Linked DNA regions of Mus musculus: region 2 is linked to region 1. Evidence: chromatin loops called from intact Hi-C (ENCODE). Cell type or tissue: gastrocnemius. All regions are shown on one strand. Each heading gives the region's core, and the rest is flanking DNA. Links, peaks and the distances in the headings are about the cores only.

The links. A loop is a pair of places that touch in the nucleus more often than their neighbours do. Peaks named below come from ENCODE experiments on the same cell type or tissue, not always from the same donor. Only the 100,000 strongest peaks of a DNase experiment are listed, where the experiment ranks them.
Region 2: a loop joins it to region 1, with 5 times the contacts of the local background. A loop is called at or near these places in 2 of 42 quality-filtered maps.

What each region holds. Positions count from the first base shown.
Region 1 is chr17:87,441,222-87,453,676 of GRCm38, forward strand. Calm2 (calmodulin 2) reads right to left here and starts at 5,714. Exons shown (of 6, transcript NM_007589.5): 1 at 5,572-5,714; 2 at 1,475-1,505. The coding sequence starts at 5,574. Gm26005 (a small nucleolar RNA gene) reads right to left here and starts at 12,135; the gene lies at 12,002-12,135. In gastrocnemius, for the core only: a CTCF peak has its summit at 6,088; DNase peaks (open chromatin) are centred at 4,267, 4,913, 5,193, 5,690 and 1 more place; H3K4me3 peaks cover 4,859 bases; H3K27ac peaks cover 5,103 bases.
Region 2 is chr17:87,344,498-87,352,497 of GRCm38, forward strand. It overlaps Ttc7 (tetratricopeptide repeat domain 7), which reads left to right. Exons shown (of 20, transcript NM_028639.3): 15 at 2,044-2,204. Among named protein-coding and RNA genes, the nearest start is that of Gm52284, 41 kb to the left of the region's middle. In gastrocnemius, for the core only: a CTCF peak has its summit at 4,742; DNase peaks (open chromatin) are centred at 4,765, 6,485 and 7,245; H3K4me3 peaks cover 1,364 bases; H3K27ac peaks cover 7,814 bases.

The sequences.
Region 1 (12,455 bases), core at 1,883-9,882:
ATCAAATATTTGAGGACTAGTGATTTCTAACAGTTTCCAGGTTTCTGTAGATTTGCAGGAATCGTAGATTTACTCTAAAAGGATGATACAGTTGAACTTTAAAAGCTGAGGTAAATGCTCAGGTAACAGAGCATGCTAGAGCATTGGGGGAGGGGAGGTAGAAGGGTCATAAACTGCAAACCAGCTGGACTTTCATAGCCCGAGCTAGACAGTTAAACTGTCAAACACTCACATGCCAGGGGTAGAACCATCAGCATGTGACCAGTATGCATAAGGCCCTCGGTTCAGTCTCCAGCACCAGAGGGGGAAAAACATTTGGACACATATCAAATGCCTCTGAATTACTGAGAAAATGCAAAGTTAAAATTGCTGATAAAAGTCTTAGGAGGCCACATATAATGGCGATGCCTAAAATCCCTTGCTTGCACTCAAGAGGCAGAATTAAATGAGTTCAAGGCCAGTCAGTTCTTCAGAGCAGGACCTTGTATTCAGAAACAGAGAGAGAGAAAACACAACTGGCAGCTTCCACATTTCACAATCAGATAGTTGTCCCAAATATCACAATAAAGCCGAGAGTCCTGGCAGGCAGGTTACACAGCTCAAGACAAGTTTTATGCATTGGTCTCATTTATTTCTCCTAAGAGGGTCAGTTCAATAGCTGTCACTGTCTTTAAAATCAATTCAATTGCTACATTGACATACATAAAGAGTTATAAAATCTGAAAAGAAATCAGAATACCAGCGACATTTGTTATGTTTGTCTCTATTACTCACCAATACATCATACAAACTGAACACTGTGTATCTGAAATGCTTGGGACCAGACATGTTTCAAATTACAAAGTATTTCATGTGTCATATATACCTTTATATACAACTACAAGTGATTTTTATACAGTATTTGTACTGTCCAAGCATCTTGACCACAACCCATCTGTTATGAGGTAGAATGGCCCTTCTTCTATGAATGGTGTCATGTTAGCACTCACGTTTTAGATTTTGGAGAATATGAGTCTCGTAGAGATGAAGGATTGCCTAATCTATTAAATCAACTGACTAAAGTCAAAGGAAATTCAATTTTCATTTTTCTGACTCTACATTTCAATTTAATTTAGTTACTATACATACTACTTACCCCCCCCCCAACACACACACACACAAACATGTACTTTATTATTTATATTATCTGAAGTTACAAGCATTTTGGATGGTAGTAAAAAGTACAAAATAATAAAACCATCACCACCAGTTGATATACCTTATTCTCATTTTCCCTCTCTCTAAACACAGACATAAATTTTGTGTGTATGCTTACACTCACAACTGCCAAAGGCAGCTCAACTACTGTATTTATGCTACATTCAACTTGTCACCATTCATGACATAATCAAAGGCATTTCATTTAATGATCTTGAGTTTGTTATCCAATTTATAACAAATCACAATGGATATAATCCAGCAGGATATTTCTTACCTGCAATCTGCTCTTCAGTCAGTTGGTCAGCCTACAAAGAGTTCAAAAAGGTGGATTAATGACTTATAAGTATGTAGACTAGCAGTTACAGGTTCAAGGTTCATGGTGTGCTATGAGCTGCATTCAGTCTAGTGAGCCTGGAACACAATGGGTAGGCAGAATGTGGACACAACTATAGAGCCAAGCAAACTTGACTCCGAGATTATGTCAAATAACTCAGAATTATATAAAACTTTCAAAAAACTTATAATTTATACACAAAAATATATCCAATAAAACCAGCTTCCTTTTCAATTAGACTCCCTTTTTTTGGGAGGGAAGGGTTGTACCGTTTTAGGAATGGCCTCATGAATTTCTCTAGAGCACAGCATAGAATCTGAAGAGGAACCAAAAGGTAACTTCCCTCCTCAACAACTCGATTTGATCCATGGCAGTGTGGTCATTAGTTGGAGGCCAGTCTGGGCAACACAGCAAGATCTTAATTTAAAAAAGCAATATCCAATTTAATTACAATATAAATTAAACTTATTTCTCCTTAATAGTACTAAGGGAAGAAAAAAGGGAAAAAGCCAAGAAGTTTAGTTAGACTTAAAATTGAAATGCCAGTTATGTTCGGTGTCTTTTACCACCTCTCTAAATACCCATCTCTCAACACCCTGGTTTTATAAGCTGTGCAACCTGGGACATATTACACAACCTTTCATAGATAACTTCACCTACACCACCAACCATGCAGCTAATGATTACCTACAATGTATATTAACCGAGCAGCTCAGTTCCCATACAGAAGGTGAAAACACAAATACCAAGCCTTACAGCGCACCATGCTTCCTTCGCAGTAACTCTAAGCAAAGAAAATTTACTCACACACACAAACAAAAGGCATGAAGAGCATCAACTGAGATCACCCTGAGCCTTAAAAGATGCCAAGCTTAACTGTAGGGTGGAAATCGGAAGGAATGCACGTTATGTCTTAAGAGCAGGAACTCAGCCAGTGACTCCACAGATTTCAGTTGCAATAGGTTGGGTCAAAGACTGATGGAAGTGTCTTATAGGTGTATACATAAAAGATAAGGTCTCAGGGAGACAAGGCACTAACAATAATTACATAAATAAATAAGTAAATAAATCTTAAAACAGTGCACACAAATCACCTTCAAGGAATGAACCAGGCACACAAAACTCGTTTCCCAGATAACTTGAAAACCTTTCAACTTTTGCTTCCAAGGCTTCGTGAAAAGTTCTTTCTTGAGTTTAAGGAGTTTTTCTACATTTTATTTTATGTGCATCTAGTATTCTGCCTACAAGCATGTCTGTGTTAGGACCCCTGGAACTGGAGTTACAGATGGTTGTGAGCTACCATGTGAGTGCTGAGAATTGAACCCAGGTCCTCAAGAAGAGCATCAGTGCTCCTAACCCTTAAGCTATCTCTCTAGCTCCGAGTTTAAGTTTTTAAAATAAACTTTACCAATAAGTTCTAGAATAAAAACTCCTAAAAATCAAAAGCAAAGACTTCCTGGCACTCAGTATTTTCAACTACTTTTTCTGTCTATGGAGAGTGCCATTTTCTTAGAACCACAATTATACTTTTGGGAAAATACAAGCTCATTAACATGTGTTTATCACACTAAGGGGAAGACCAAGTCACCAGAGAGATGACTAGTTCTTCGCTCTCTCCATTCTTCAAGGCTTGCTGTGATGGTCTGACCCTCATTCCAGAGGCTTCCAGTATGCTTTCAGGCTCCATCCCAACCTACTGAACCACATCCTGCACTTTGGGTTACCACTGTTGATCTTCATTTAGAAACTAACCTGCATTACAGAGTCAGCTGAACTGAATGCATTACACGAGCACTCAAATGGCTGAAAAGTGATTTTTTAAAAAAATCTAGCGTATGTGAATAAATGTATGACTCCATGGCTTCAGTGAACACAAACACATCTTCATCCTGTTCATCGAGGCTTCATCTATCATCTCTTCTACAATTATAGCAAAACCAATAGAAGTTATTTCTGTAGGAAAAAGGAGGTCTTTATTCTGACAGAATGGCACCCTTCCTATAAAAGCATCTGAGGCAAAAAAGAAACCAGGGGAGAACAAAACTTCATCGAAATCAGGGCCTTGACTGAAAGTCTCAACTCTAGCTTAGCTACAAGTTTCTATGTTATAATGCAGCCAAAGCAAATCCCTATCTTTGAGCCTAATAAAAACCTTCAGCTTAATGGACTGACTTAGACACACTCGAGACATTTTCTACTGTTTACATCCTGTGTCACCCAGCCATCAACAGCACATTCCTTTCAATACATGACATCCCAATAAAAATACAATGACTGCATGCAAATCCAAGGGCTTTGTAATCAGTTCTATATACATAGGTACCTAACAGAACAATTTTTTTCTCTTTAACGAAGTCCTCAGAATCTAAAGTCTTAAATATTATGAAGTTACTAGAATAGTTGTCGATGTAGCAACGATACATTTAAATATAAAACTTACTGGGGAGAACCACTGTTAAGATATAAATTCTAATTTTCCAGTAAAGATTTAAATCCTATGCTAACTAAAAAAATAATAAGTTACTATACAACTTGGAGTGTCAATTACTGCCTATAATTTACATCGTGTTTCCCCTTACAAAGAACAAATTCAGTCAGCATATTAAAATTCATTAGTTAAAAAATATATATCAAAAAGAATTCACCAAAGTTAAATGAAGGCTAGCTCTCTCAAGGTGAACACTCCCCACACCCAAGCAGGCTGGAGGTTTCAGTTGGCAGGGATTCCCAACTACTGTTTAAGATGTCACCTTGCCTCCTGGACACACCCATTGCTGTAACCATTTGGCAAGGGAGTAAAATAAGTATTGCAAATTATCGTCCTCATTAATTTTTTTAAAACAGAAAACACGAAGAGGGACTTATTTTTCAAAGCTCTTTCTAAAATCTCCTGCTCTCTTTTACACTCTTTAAGTGTACAGTTACTGACGGCCATTATTGCATAGGTGAACTGTCCGTAAGAACTAAGATCAGATGGCAACTTCCACTCTGAAACGCAAGTCGTTTTCAAGGAACTCTGCGTGTGGTAGAGGTGAACAGGAGTGCACCTGAGCACTCAAGAATTTAGCGACCCGCCCCTTAATTGCTACTTCCACTAGCTCATGGGGGCCGAAAAACGCCTTTGAGACCCTAACTGAGGTCGGTTGCTTTCCCTTTACGAGCTCTATTTTTTTTTTTTTTGAGAAAGCGCCCGACTTCCAGCAAAAGCTTGTATTCTTCAACGATTTAAAAAAAGAAAAAAAAATTAATCATCCAGTCTGGGTAGCGGAAGCCAGCACCAGATGGAGTGAACAAGCAGCAGCAGCAGCAGCCCTGCGCGGAGGGGGAGGGGGGACTGCTGGGGTCCCCTCCCCCGCCCATCCCCGCAGCGCCGCGGGCCGCCCAGACCTCCGCAGTCCTGCAGGTGCCAGCGCAGCAGCTGGGGCGCGAGCCGAGCCGAGCCGCGTAGGGCGGCGGCTCGGGGCCCCGCGCGCTCACCCCACCCGACCCCCGCGGCGGGGGTCCCCGCACGGGCTGGACCCACGGGGCGCGCCCCCGGCCCGGCCCGGCCCGGCCTCGCGGGGATGCGGGCTAACGGCGCCCGCTCGCCTCGGGGCCCCGCGCTCCTCCCCACCCCACCCCCCGCGCATGGCGGCCGGGCGGACAAAGGCGCTTCCTGGCGCCCGCGCTCGCTCGGCGGTGGCCGTTGGCGGTTTGAATCCGGCCCCCGGGGCTGACCTTTGGCGCCGCCTCGGCCGCAGCCCCTCCTGCTCTGCTCTCTCGACCGAGCCCACGGCCCCGCACCCCAGATCCATCCTCCCCCGGCCAAGCCCCGCAGCGGTCCCCCGACTCATCTAAAAGGGAACCCAAGAGGACAGGGGTGGGGGACACCTGCGACACAAGTGTCGCGGGGGGCCTCCTGGCTTTTTTTTTTTTTTTTTTTTGGTGCCGTCCCTCTGGCGAGGACAGTTCTGAGAGGGGAGGTCCCCTCTTTAGTCAATCCGCTTCAGCATCTTTCCCCGACCCGCGGGGCGCCGGCCGCTCAGCTACGCACTCACCATGCTGCAAGGGCTACGGGTTTCCGAGACGCGACCAGACAACCGCTCGACTCGCTCGCTCCACTCGGACTAATTCTCCTCCTCCGCCCCCAGCTCCTCATAAACACCTCCCTCCGCCTCCCTCCGCCAGATCCCTCCGCCTCATCCAGATAACGGAACCTAGCGAACGAGTCCCGGCCAGCCCCCGCCCCCTCCCCCCCCCCAACTCTCCGGGAGACCCCCTTTCTCCGCAGTCACTGGGCAGACACGCAAGAGAGAAAGGGGAGCAGGGGGACGGATGACGTAAGTGGGTTCCACTCCCAGGCAAGCCGTTAAAAGGCCGGGGGAACCGCGCCTGGCAGGAGCTACTTTGCGGCGCGGAGGAGCACCGCGGTGGCGGTCGACCAGGCGAACCTCGTTGAGCTTGCTGCTGATTGGCTGATTTGTACCTGCAATGCGTCACTTTCTCTCGCAGCCGGAACGCGGTTGCGGCTTCTGCCGTTGCTTGCTCGCGCCGCGCTGTCCTGGCAACTGCGCCAGGCGGCAGCGTGGCTCTCTCTGCGCTCGGCTGGAGGACCTTCTTCCACCCGTCCTGCCTGCCACAGACACACGCACACACTCACCTTCCCGCCCCGTATGGAGGTGCTGCTGACAAAAACAACACGGGCCAAAACAAAAAATAAATAAAACTGAAGGACACCCCCCCCCCCCAGTAAACACCCACCCAGCGCGCCCAGCTTCTCAGCGTTGCTGCATAGGGAGGCCGGTCGTTTTTCATTACACGGTGCCGAACCCATGCAGCTCAGCTGACAAGCTAATCAAAAAAGGGGCTTCCGTTTATGCCTACCCTTCGCTTCTCTTTCCTAGCAGTAATTTATCAGAAAGCTACTCAAACCCACTGTATCCGAGAGTGTGTGCTGTCGGTCTCCCCAAGGAGCCCCTCTGAAATTAGAAGCCCAAAGTAGACAACCAGAAAAGGATGATGGGGGTTAGAGAGGAAAATAAGGATTCCATCCTCAAAATACAGTGCCCAGAGAAGATTGATGGAACAGCCACGGCCCAGAGAGAATTAGGAAGATGGCGAAGGCAGAAAGAACTTCCCAGTTGAAAAAGCACCACCATGCAAACCCTCAAACCGTGGAGAGCAATCACTTTGTAAAAAGCAAGGCAAGATGAAACCTCAACTTCAGAAAGAAGCCTGCCTTCAGGATAGTTTCCCCGTTCAGCAAGAACATTTCGGTGCTAACAGCTATATGCACCCACTCGGAGAGTCCATTTTAACCTCCTTTACCTAAGTTAGACATCCCTCACACCTTTAAACATATCTTTTAATGAAGCCAGAGCTGGGCCCTCTTTCAGTCATGGAAACCAGACATTAAGCGGCCTTCTAATTAGCACTAACAAAGCTGACACCCTTTCGAACGAATGCCCACTCGATGGGAATACCAAACCAAACCAAACCTCAGATTTCTGTTTCTATTATCCTTGCCAATGTGGTGCCCTGATAATACTGAAAGGGAGGAGAGCTAATTAACCTTACCCCACAAATGAGATAAATATCATTATTTGGGAATATTACTTTAAAATGGGCACCTCCAGCCAAGAATCTGACGCCACCGTTCCGTTCCAGTGCACTACATTCTGGTAAATTCAAAGTTTTTCCAAGATATACCTCAGAAATTTGTCTGTGACTCCTCCTCAGATCTTCAGATGGAAGACCTACTAATTTTTTTTTTTGTCTTTCCGCTGACTCAGTAAAAATATTCTCTCCTTACACAGTACCCCATTAGCATGCGGTGATTTTACATATGAAATTTTTAATGGTGGGAAATTGAATGACAAAATGAATAATCACCTCTTCAAGGGAAGGAATTTTTAAGAGGATTGGTGCAGAATGTATGATAAGTACGCACTGACTCGTGCCTAGAGAGACGCGGTAGTGCTTGCTAACAAGTATATAGAAATATATTTTTTTTTTAAATAGAGAATATAGGAAAGCTCTTCCAGGTTTCGTAGGTTGGGTTTTGGTAACGCCTTTCTTGCATAATCTTCCTTGTTGACCTCTTAAGAAGACAAAGAAAAGTCAAGGGTTACATTTAAAGCCATTGCGGTTTATGTGTATTTGAGACTGTTCCAAGTCAATTTATTTATAGAGCACTTGTCTTCCGAAATATGACAGAGATCTCCGCCTAACCCTGGCAGTTGTCAGTGAAACGCAAAGTCAGCGAAGACTGTGTATCAGAGCCTTGGAAATATCTTTTTTTTTCTTCTGTCTGGTTCCCACGGTGAGATCTTAGAGTTCTCTACCTTTGTCCATCTTGGGGGAAAGAAAAAAAACAAGCAAGTTCTTCCCCATCGCTGCTTCTTCCTCATTTTCTGAATTGAGATAATACCGCCTTATCTCTGGATAGCTTCCTTTCCGGAGCTTCTCTCTCTTTTACCCAGTTTTGCTAGTTAGCAGTGAAACAAGCAAACAGAACATCACATAACACCATTCTTGAATATAGTCTATGGGTTTCTGAACAAATTGAAAAAATTAAGTCCTACTTTTTCCAGGGCATTGATCCTATGCAATGAGTCAATTTCTCTTCTATGATCTAGAATGGAATTGGGGAGGTAGGACGGAAGCCATCTTCTTCCACGGTTCAGACTCGTCGCCCTGGCTGAGAAGGTTACGCTGTTTTTCCTTTAATGAGGCAAAGCAGGACTAAGATGAGGCGACAGTTAGCTTTCCATCACTGTGACGAAACACCTCGATTCAAGAAAGCACCATGGCAGCTGCAGCTGGGGCTGACACTCACTTGTCTCTGTCACTTCCAGGCCTGTGTGGAGGAAAGCATCCTGGAAACGTCAGGGGAAAGAGCAAAGCTCTTAGAGAACTTAATGTTATAACCAAGCCTCTCCCCACCTCCCCAACTCATTAATCCATGAGGCCACGGAGGAATCAATCTATTCATGAAGTCAGAGCCATCGTGATCCAATCACCTCCAAAGGTCCCACACTGAAGAGTGTAGCCTTGAATACCATGCCTGCCACACATGAGCTGTTATAGAATACTTAGGAGTCAATCCAGGGCTGGAGAGATGGCTCAACAATCACGAGCTCTATCTAGCTCTTCTTTCAGAGGACTAGAGTTTAGTTCTCAGCACCCACGTTGGGCAGCTGTATGCAACTCCAACTACAGAGAAGCCAATGTCCTCTTCTGGCCTCTGCAAGCACAGATACTCATATGTGTGCAAGAGTACACACACACACATGCACACGCACAGGCACTCGCACACATGCACAGGCACGCGTGTTGATACAGCAGATAGGTCAGATTAAGTAAATTACAAGGAATGCAAGTTCATCTCTCAGTTCCAGACCTGGGAGTCCAAGAACACGGTTCTAGCACTTGGTGTGGTATATGAACCTTCTGGCGTCGTCATCACATGGTGGAGGGCTTCACCGGGTGATGCAGACCCAACACACTAGTTTGTATCTTCTTATACAGCCACTAAAGGCATCCTGACCTGATCTAACACTACTTCCTGAAGACCTGCCTCCAATTTCCAGTAACATGGATTTGGGGGTTAAGTGTCCACATGTAAGTGTTTAGAGGGCACATCCAAATCATAGCACATGGGGATGTGGGTAGAGGTGGGAGGGGGAAAGGGGTGGTTTCAGCCCTGTGAGAAAGGACAAAGGGATGGGAGGTGTGGTCATTACCTCCGCTAGCATCCATTATCTTCAGAGCAAATGTGCATCCCTTGGAAAGTAGACTGAGGAAAGAACAGAGAATTCTCCAACCCTGGGGCAACAGAGTAGCCTTGAAGGTGTGTGTGCTGGCGTTTGAGCTAAGTAAGAAAGTGCCCCTCAGCCCTGTGGGAGGGGGTGTCTAGAGGAGGACCACAGAGGGACCTTCACGAGGTAGGCGCTACCTAGAAATCCCGAAAACACTGTTGTCCTGCTCCTGGTGGCCCTAAAACAACGATATCCCAAATCGGAGCCAAACCTTCCAGTCTGGCCTGTCTTTTCCAGTTTCCCTAAAAAGAGCCCCTTTCTCTGTCACTCTCCTTTAAGCATCCATGTGCGGAGGCCTCTGTCGTGTGCTTGTCTTTGCTGATGTTGCTCACTGTGTTCTTTCTACTGAGTACTGGCTCACACTTAGCCTGAGGCTTACACGCACACGCACGCACACACCTACAATGTCTTCCTAATTCCACCAGCCCTGCCTTACGAGCCTGAAGAGAAATAATCATTTTCTTCAAATATCTTTTAAATGTAGATGAAAGAGAGATGAAGAGGGGATTTGAAGAGGGTGGAGGGGCATGGGGACAGAGAGAAGAAAACATAGAAGGTAATGGGACTCATGTGGGAGTTACTGGGAGGGGACAGTGGAGGAGGGTGTCTAAGATAAGGCATAAAGTCCCGTGTATGAAAATGCCAAAATGAAACCTATCACTTCCGGTAAGACCACAATGCCTATGACCCCAGTATTAGGAGGCAGAGACAAACAGACCCTGAGCATACACTGGTCAGCCCACCTAACTGAAGCGTGAGCTTCAAGTGCAGGGAGAGACCCTGCTTCAAAGAAACCAGGCAGAGTAACAGGGCGGGACACCCTACATCCTCCTCTGGTTTCCAGAGTGACAGGGACACACAGACACACAGACACACAGACACAGAGAGGAATGCACGCACACAGAAGACACCACTTTGTATGCTAACCAACAAAGTAGTTTCAAAGAAAATAAGTTTGCTAGATACAGTTATGTAAACCTCTCTCTCTCCCCCTCCCCCTCCCCCTCCCCCTCCCCCTCCCCCCCCCCCCCCTCTCTCTCCAGGGTCTCACTTCGTAGCTCTGGCTCTCCTGGAACTTGCTATTTAGACTAGGCTGGCCTCAGACTTACAGAGATCCACCTGCCTCAGAAGTGCTGGAAGTCCTGGAATCAAAGGCATGCACCACCGCAACCCACCTTTCCTACGGTTTTTGTTGTTGGTTTCGGTTGGCTTGGTTTGGGTTGGGTTTTATCATTGTGTGATATTATGTTTGTTTGCTTGTTTTATTGTTTTTTCGAGACAGGTTTTCTCTGTGTGGTCCTGGCTGTCCTGGAACTCACTCTGGAGACCAGGCTGGCCTCGAACTCAGAAATCCGCCTGCCTCTGCCTCCCAAGTGCTGGGACTAAAGGCGTACGCCACCACTGCCTGGCTAATATTATGTTATTTTTAAATTGGGATTTTAATTGTTTTTGTCTCTAGTCTTACTTAGAGAATATATTATCATCATGAAATTAAGAATTAAAGCAGCTAGCCACCAGGTAATTAAGCTTAAACAAAGTGTGCTTTCCCTCTCTGAACAACTGTCTGTACAGGAGTGATCGTGTTATGTCACTGCAGCAAATAAGTGCACGGAGACACACCTGCCTGCAAACGTCCCTCAGACCTTTACCTCATTGTCTTTGTACTGGCTTGGGTTTTTTTGTGTTTGGTTTGGTTTGGTTTAGCTTTTCATTGGTTCTTTGCGAACCAATCATGATTTCCCATCATGGACCCCAATCCCACTCCTTTCTCTCCCCTGGACTCCCACTCCACCCTTGCATCCTCCCCTTAAGAGAGAAAGGGAATCTTGTTGTGGAAGCTGTAGTGTTTGACAGTGTATCCCACAGACTAACCCTCTGTCCACATTTCTTTGTAATGAGTTCTTGCCCTGATTCCAGGCCTCTGGTTTCTGCTACTCTACCAATACTGGATCCTCACAGGGACTCCTCTTGGATACCCAGTTGTTGCCCTGTGTCATGGAGATCCTGCAGCTTTGGTTCTGTAGGACCACCAGCTAGTCCATGGGGTAGATGTTGGGGCAGCCCGATTGAAAGCCCTGGATCTGGGCCTGAGAGCCGTCAGAGCTGTCAGGTCCCCGGCTCTCCTGCTTTCACTCCCTCAAGACCAGCTCACCAGCAAGGCCAGCGTCAGAGCCAGCTCTACCCTGCTGTCCAGGCGAGGTGCAGGGCCTGGTTGTAGCCAGTGAGGGACATTGCCTGCTCTCATGACCCCAGGGCCAGCTTTCCTGCCTACCATAGATGGTGAGGGATGAGGGAGGAGAAGAGGTTGTCTCTCTCTTTCATCATAGGCACCTCCCAGCAGACAAGGGCAAAGCTGGCTCTGGGCTCTCATGCCCTCAGGGCCTGCTCATCTGCAACCCTCATCCAGGGAAAGCTCTACTGCTGCCCAGGCAAGGGGCAGACCATCTCAGGCTACATCCTTGTCTGGACCCAATGGCACCAGTCTGGTGGTTGTCTAGGGTCCCTCCTTTTCCCACTCATTGACTGGCCCAAGAGGGTTGTCACTCCTGCCTAGGACCAGCAGTGCCAGGCAGGGTCCTTCTAGTCTCTGGCTTGCTCCCTGGTGCGCCTGGGCCTGTGTGGTGCTGGTCTGGTGGCTATCTCAGGCTCATTTTTTTTTCCTTCAGGGAATGTTAGGTTACTGATCCTTCAGAAGTCCCTAGGTCAGGACACTGGGTGTAGACATGGCATCTCTCCCCTCTGCCATCTACTGACACATGCATGAGCTGCAGCAGTCATACGTGCAACACCTCTATGGACAGGTTCGCTTGGTGTCTTTGATGCTTTATAGACTGGTGGGTAAATCTTGGGATGTCTGTCCTCAAGACATGAAGGTTGACATCTGGAGACTGCTCTCTTCTTTCTCCCTCCCACTGATTATCCGGTCGCTCTTTCTAGGCTCCCCTTGTGGGACTAGAGGGGGTCACTGCATGGTTTGAGAAGCTAATAAACGTTCTAACTGAACTGCCTTACATGGAGGAAACGCTAGTTTGGACTGCAGGTTTTCTTCCATGCTCACTTGACCGCATTGCTTTTGGAACTGTGGTGAAGCACTATGTCATGACCTTGAGAGCTCAAGGCAA
Region 2 (8,000 bases), core at 1-8,000, 99 kb before region 1:
CCACATCCTACTGCAGAGGAAATGCAGACCAGAGGGGTGTTCCTGCCTCACCCTAGGTACCAGCAGAGCAGTGTGGTGCACACGCTACACCCTACTCAGGAGCCAAAACGTTTGGCCCTGTGAGATTGTGAGAGGGGACGGTGTTTCTCCATCGGTGTCCTGTAAAGTTGTTTTCCTTGCTGTGGTGAGCATGAACAGAGCGATGGAGGAGCCTGGTATGTGCTGGGCTTGTTGTAGCCGGCACACTGCCTAAACGGGCCAACCTAACCCTCCTCCTTCCGGCCTGGTGACAAGTCTCTCCCAGCCCTCTCTTCTGGTTATGTAGCCGTGGTGTCCACAACCACCAGGGATAGGTCGGTGGCTGAGGAGGAGGCATCCTACAGGAGCAAGGCTTTGCAGTGAGGGCAGCTTTTACTGAGTCAGCAGGGAGAAGAAGCCGCGTGCGTGCGTTCTGGGAACCTGAGCTGAGCTGGACAGCCAGTCTGAGGAGGGAGGTGATGGGATGCCACCGTAGTACTCTGAGCCTGCAGTGTAGGAGAGTTAGCTTACATCAGAGATTCTCAACCCCTGTGGTGGGTTGCAACCACCACAGTTGTCACATATCAGATATCCTGCATATCAGGTATTGCGATTCATTACAGCAGAATTACATTACAGCAAAAAAAAAAAATGCAGTTATGAAGTAGCAATGGAATAATTTTACAGTTGGGGACTGTATTAAAGGGTCATAACATTAGGAAGGTTGAAAACCACTCCCCTACACTGAGCCCCGCATTAGCAGGCTGATGGGTCTTAGCAGCCTGTCCTAACCAGATCTGAAAGGCCAGCCCCTCAGGATGGGGCTGCTCAGACAGACAAGAGGTTAAAGGACACACAAGCACATCCAGCTGTGTGTACCGGGCCAGCTTGATTCACCCCAGTGCAGCATGGGCCTAACCTACAGGAAATGAATTACAGGAGGCAGGAGCTCCGGGGGATAAGAGGCCCAGATCTTTCAAATTGGCAAATAAGATGTTGCTTTCTCTATCGGCCTAATAGTCTCCAAAGAGCATGCTGTTTTGATTCAGATAGCAGGTGGCAGGTAGCCCCAGGTTCCCTGGAAGCAAGAGATCACCTTGCATGTGTTTGCTGAAGAAGGAGGAGGTAGTGAAGGGTGGGCACACACCAGGACAACCCAGCCTCCTTTAGTAGGTGCGTGTTTCCACTGGTGACGATCAGAATTTCCTTCACTCCTTAATATCTGTGGAAACATCCCAGGCCCTGTGGAGGGTTCTCAGGTCAGCCCATGTGAGGAGATTCACTGAACTTTCTGACCTCTGTGGTCCAGCCAGGGCAAGGGTGAAGGTACCTGGTAGAATCAGACAGAGAAAGATCACAGAGATCTTACGATCCATCCTGAGACACGCTGGGCTCCATAGAGCTTCCTCAACAGAGGAGACTATCAGATTTTTTTTCCCCAATCCCAGCTAGGAGCGAGGATTTGGTAAGGCAGCAGAGGCAGGCTTGTGTTATCTTCCTTGCCTGTCTGTCTGCAGGACTCAAAGCAGTGGGAGCCCGTGGTCCTTCGCTCCACACCAGGGAGGCACACCCAAGCTGTAAACACTTGGGCTCTGTATGTCAGCAGGTCTGCCCCACCAGAGGGAGGGAAAAGCTTTGCCTCAACTGCGGCACTTCTTAGACTCTTTCCATGGCTTCCTTGGCCATGATGCGATCTGGCCTCACCTTCCCTGTCTAACCTTACTAAAGAACAATACTTAATTATAAAGTCGAAAAACACAGAGTACGAAAACCGAGACCGCCGTCTAGCTGGGCCGCACACTGCTTTAGTCATGCTGTCCCACCTACCTGGAGCGCCCCCTGAGTGGACTCTGTTGACCCCATTAGCCAAGCTCTGGGAAGGGGCTTCCCCTTGTACCTAAGGCTCCCTACTCTTTCCATTCAAGATGCTTGCTTCTGGTGTCCCAGGCTGACTTGAGGAGGACTGAGCCATTCCTTGCTGGAATCAGAGTCTAAGGTCCCTAAACTGGCGGTCTCTCCCGGCAGATCTCCAGCGCCATGGAGCGTCTTCAGGAGGCCCTGACGATGTGCAGGGATGATGCCAATGCCCTCCACTTGCTAGCGCTGCTCTTCTCTGCCCAGAAGTATTACCAGCACGCCCTGGACGTCATCAATATGGCCATCACCGAGCATCCTGAAAATTTCAAGTGAGTCTCCTGGGGTCACTGCTGCGTGGAGGGCTGGCTTGGTCACTGCATGGCTGCCTGTGTACGTCTCAGCCTGACACATTGCCAGCCAGTACACAGGGTAAAGTGTCCACTGCATAGACACTGTGAGCAGAGCAACAAGGACACATAGGAAGGGCAAGGGGCTGTGGCGTTATGCAGAGGGTGCTTGGTGGGGACTGGTGAACTTGTGGGGCTCCTGGGCCCTGCATAGAGGCTGTGGGCTCAGAGGGGAGAACTGTTAGATTGCATGTGCAGTATACCACTTCCATCCAATCCTCGAGTCCTGAGGGCACCACTTGGTAAGGCGTGTGCCTTAATCATGACCCTAGCACAGCCAGCCAAGGATGAAATCCTAAAGCTAGCTGGCCTGGTGGAGGGCAAAGGAAACATCCATACTGCATCCATTTCTGGAAGCTGGGGGAATAGTAATTTCCCTTCAGGGTGGCCCTGACCCTTCATGTTTACTGCACCAACCGCAAGCCCTGCTTCTTGGAGCAGGGTTCACGTTGCACTGGGTCAGAGAGCAGCAGGTAGGGTAGAATTGGGTCTCTTTCCCCTACCCACCATAAAGTGACCTACTGTCATCCAACCAGGACAGCAGGGTCAGCCAAGGCAGAAGCCACATCATGGCTCTGTGAGGAAATCTAGGGGGAGGCCATGTTTGATGACCCCCTGAGCCTCTTCCCTTCATCTCCTTGCCCAGACTGTCTGCTGTCTGTAATCTAAACTACTCCCAGCCCAGTCCCTGATCCTGTCTGGTCCTCTCCACATACCCCGCTCTCCTGCCCCAGTGGGTTCCAGCTGTCCAGCTGTCCCAGCTGTAGAGCATGTGTCCACTTTGATAGTTCGTCCCTGAATTAGAAGATAGCTCCGGTTCTGAGCCTTGCTCCATCCAGCCTTGGAGAAATGACAATTCAACTTTAATAAGACAATTCAAAAATTCTAACCCACAGATCAAGCAGGTCTGGGCAACGGGAAGCCCAGGTGGAATACAGTAATACCAGGTGGTAGTTTTATTTTATTTATTTTTAATTTACACGTGTGCAATGACAAACACATGGATGCCAATAGGACACCTCAAGGTGGCCAGTTCTCTCCTGTCAGGTGAGTCCTGGAGATGGCGCTCAGGTGTTCAGGCGCTTCAGTTGGCGAATGCCTTTATCTGTTCAATTATCTTCCCAAACCTGTGGGGTTTTTGTTTATTTGTTTTTGTTTTTAAGGTTTCTTTATTTATTTTATGCATATGAGTACACCACCATTGCTCTCCTCAGACACACCAGAAGAGGGCATCGGATCCCATTATAGATGGTTGTGAGCCACCATGTGGTTGCTGGGAATTGAACCCAGGACCTCTGGAAGAGCAGTCAGTGCTCTTAACTGCTGAGCCATCTCTGCAGCCCCCCTGTGATTTGTATATTCAGTAAGAATCCAGGCGAGCTCTCCACACAGTGGTCCCTTGCTTTGCCTAGATTATCCTCACCTACCTGGCAGGTCCTGACACTGCTGCTGGCTCTGTGTGTCTCCTCATGCCTGCACTTACCTGGGCGTGCATTTACTCTCTTGGTTGGTCTAAGTGGGAAAAGAAACACTCAAGGAAAAAAGCGTAGAACTCTTGGGTGGGAAGGGAAGGAACGTCCATCGTGCCCAGCGTGAGGACTGACCAGAAGCACTGCTGAGCAAGGGGCTTGGCCCCACAGTGCAGCGCAGCGCAGCAGCGTTAAGTGTTGTTTTGGCCTGAGTCCTTTCCAGACATGAGAACCCAGATAGGAAGGGAGAAGAGCAGGGCTCCACCTCCTGTCCCTGGCTCTCCCACTTTGCTCTCAGCATCTTCTCATGACTTCAGCACTGAATGTTCGGCTGGCCCGGTGCACTCTCCCTGGCCTGCTCTGGGAGGCCATTCCCTTGCTGGGAGTCTGCCTGAACCCTAAGCTGTGTGAGGTGCACTAGGATCTACTCCTTTGTTTCCAGGGCCACCCTGGAAAGATGCTTCCTCTCACACTGGCTTCACTCTCACGGTCCTGCTTGGAAATGGATTGGGCAGCCCCTCACTCCCTTGTGGTGTGAGCCAGCCCCCTCACTCCCTTGTGGTGTGAGCCAGCCCCCTCACTCCCTTGTGGTGTGAGTGAGCCCCACTGCTCTGCCCAGCTGCACTCCCCAGGACGTGCCCTGTTCTCCTTACAGGCAGATGGAGAGGTTTGGGCTTTGAGATTGATGCCCACCACTCCCCTGCCCCCACTTCCCCACCCCCTCCCACCCCCTACCTCAGGAGGAGCCCCATGAGTGAGAACTTTTCTATGTGCAAGGAGATAGCTTTCAGCAGGTTCTTAAAGGGACGGAGACCCCAGAACCGTGGTGATGGTGGAAGTGGGTGTTTGCCTTTGTGCATCCTGACTGTCCTCACTCCCTGGTGCTTTTCTTCCCCTCCCTGCCCCACCCCCACGCCACCCCCACCCCCACAGTGTTCTTGTGGAGCTGCCTGGAAAATAGTGTCTCTGCTTCTGCAGGAAGAGCCTTAAGGGGGCAGCCTATGCCATGAGAACTGCTCACTGACAGAGACTGCACCCGGGGAGCTGCAGAAGCTGCTCTAGGGTGTGAGACCCTGTACAGTATTGTTCCCTGTTACTACAGTGCGCTGTTCTGCAGAGCACGAGGGAATGGGGGTGATCTACCCCGTGGAGACCTCCCTCACTCGGTTTGCTCAATTAGTGGGATCCAATGACGTGGAGAAGTCCGTCTTTATCAGCTCTGCTTTGATCTGAACTGGCCCTAAAAGGCTACAAAACTAACAGATAGGAATTCCCTTTGCCAATAAATTAAAACTGTTCCCCACAGATGAAACCCTGGGGTACAGAAACCCATGGATTATCAGGAAATGTCATTGAATCCATTACAGGTCAGGGATCACTGAAAAATGTCACTGCTTTTCGGCTGCGTGTCCCGCTTCCCCAGCTGGCCCCGTGCTAAGAGCAGGCCGTATGGGACTCCAGCTGTTGCTAGCAACTAATTAAACCACCAGTCCAGTAAATATTGCTCAGCAAAACAACAGACCAACCTGCCACGGCCTGGCCTCATCAGCCCCAGCAAAGTGTATTCTCAGGCCTGTGACATGGCTTGTCTCCCACCAAGCCACCTTGCAGCGGCTATCCTGGTGGCCAGGCCTTCTAGAGGCGCCCCCTTTCCTGCAGAGTCATCAGTCAGTTCAGTGGACCCAAGGACTGTCGCACATGGAGGACAGAAGCCAGCAGGTCAGTGTAGGGATGGTTGCTTTGCCTGCTACTGTTTGGGAGAGGCCTAGACAAAGGAGGATGCTGACCGCTAAGCAGACTCCCATCTTCTAAGTTTATCCTAGTAGGAGAGCCAAGTCAGGTCACTGCCCTGAGTCACGTTTATCACTTAGGTGCCACCGGCAGCAATGTGTTCCTCTTTAAATAAAATAAATTTAACAACCTGCCCTGACTCTTCTGCTTCTCAAGTGTGCTGAGACACGGACTGAAGGTCCCTGGTTGGTGGACTTCTGTGTCTGAGGTCCCGGTGTGGAGGGGAGGCCACAAAGTTCCGTCGACACCTGGCACTGACAATGTTTAGTGAGTGAGCCAGGAGCTTGAAGGAAGGGGATCCGGATGAGGCTGGGCTGTGAGTGACACAGGGGAGCAGTCACTGTCCCCACACGGGCACGCAAGGTAGAACCCGGCCTCTGGTGAGTCCAGCTTCTGAAGACCCTTCTTACTTGGGGATTAGGAAGCCAAGTGCAGGGGTCTTGATGCCCGGCCCGTGCTGAGGGACGGCCTTCGGTTAGCCCGGCTCAGGTTTAAAAATGCAGAAACGTGAGGAGGCAGACTGACTCCTCCACGGGGACAGTATGAACCTGGTGTGATGGGAACCAGATATCCCTAGCAGCTTCCTGAAACCCTCTGGGCTTTCCACTAAGCCCTGGACACATGTACCAGGAGGCCCACGGCCAGGCGGCCCACAGGCTTCCTGTGGGGAATGGGAGAATTTCAGCAGGCCCAGAGTTGTCTCTGCTGGTCCTTCCCATCTTTGAAGCAGCTGAGAAGCCTGACCAGGAGGGAGAGGAATCTGGGGTGGGGAGGGATGGACCACCATGAGCACTGTAGGGAGATGGTTTTAGGTAACACATTCCTTCAGCTTTAGTCAGGCCCTTGTAGTGAAGGTCACCATAGAAACCAAACAAAGTCCCTAGGCCAAGGATGGGAGCTTTCCAATAACCAAGCTGTCAGCCATTCCCCCGCCCAGCCCTGCAGCCCGCCAGACTGACTCTGAGGACCCAGGGCCCACAAGTGACACGGGAGTAAATGTGTTTTCTTCCTACCTCCACAGTGGGCAGGGCCATCTACCCACCCCTTATCTGACACAATAGACATTCCTGAGAGCCCCTGCTGGCCCAGCCCCTAGTCCTAGGAGACTGGGGAAGTCCTGAGGGAGCCATGTGTCAAAGCCACAGAGGAACTTGCCAGTGGAGGAACAATATGGCCCTCTCCACAAGCCACTGCTCGCCCCAGATAAACAAACGAACTGCTGCATCCATCGGCCCCAGGAAACCAGGGCTGTTTTGGAAAATGTTTGAGGTGATCTAACTAGGTATTAGCTGGAGCCAGACTGTAGCTAGATCCAGTCAAGGCTGAAACTGAGCCTCCAGGGCATTTCTCCGAGCCACCTACCCACCCCACCCCCACCTCAACACACCTACTTATCAGGTTGCATGTGACATATTTCTGGAGGGGTAGTCCACCAAGCAGAAGGGATCAGAGTCCTGGGACTTGTGCTAACATTTCTGCCTTAAACCCAGTGTGTTTATTGGATTGTTCTTATTAAGGGCTTGTAGCACATCAAAAGGATGCTTAAAATACCAACACTTGAAGAGGGGGTGGGGATCAGAGGTATTAACACTAACATAGTTTATCACTCTGCTGGGTTCACTAAACACGCTTGGCTGCCACAGTGCGCGGGGACAGCAGCCAGGACTCTCTGGCCATGTGGCCGAGGAACTGCTAAGCCAGGCATAATCACGGGCACCGGGCACCGTCAGATCCTTCTCAAAGGTCAGCTACTCCTTGGCTGAGCGGCGGTTGGCGGTCAGCGTTTCTCCTCCTTGGCTCTCCCGTGAGCACCTCCGTGGTGACTGTAGTGACTTAGGACCGGGGCAGAGCCCTGTGCGTGCATTAACTGCTCTGCCCCGCAAGCGCCTGCCTCTTCAGTGGGAAGCCATTAGGGTTAGCAAGCTGGCTGGAAACCAAAGATGCAGAGACTGAGGCTCTATCTACCAGGCCAGAACCTCCCCTTTGTCCTAACTGAGAGCTTCTCAGCCTACCTGAAATGGCAAGGCCTTTTGTAGTGTGAGTCCTGTTCAAGTCTGAGAGGTTATTAGGGAGGTTGTTAAGTGACCTGTGGTAGGAGGATGTTGGGAGGCTGGTGGGGTGGGGTCAGCTGACAGTCGGTGCTGCACACAGATGGAATAGTTTGTTCAGGGCACCATGAACCAGATCTGTAGGCTGGGGCTCCTCGCCGGGTGGAGCATGCGGGGCCTTTGAAGGCCGTGAGTTACTGCTCCAGGAAGCTGGGACTTTTGGGCTGTTGCTTTTTAAAGCTTCAAAGTCGGATTGAGTTAAATTTATTAAGAGATGGAGGGATCATTATGAGCCTTCGACATTAGGGAACAGGGGCCACAGTAATCCTCCACACCACGGGGGAAAATCATTAGCTTTAAGGTTAAGAACTGCTAAAAAAGGATCCCTCGAGTGTTAGAGATTAGTCTGA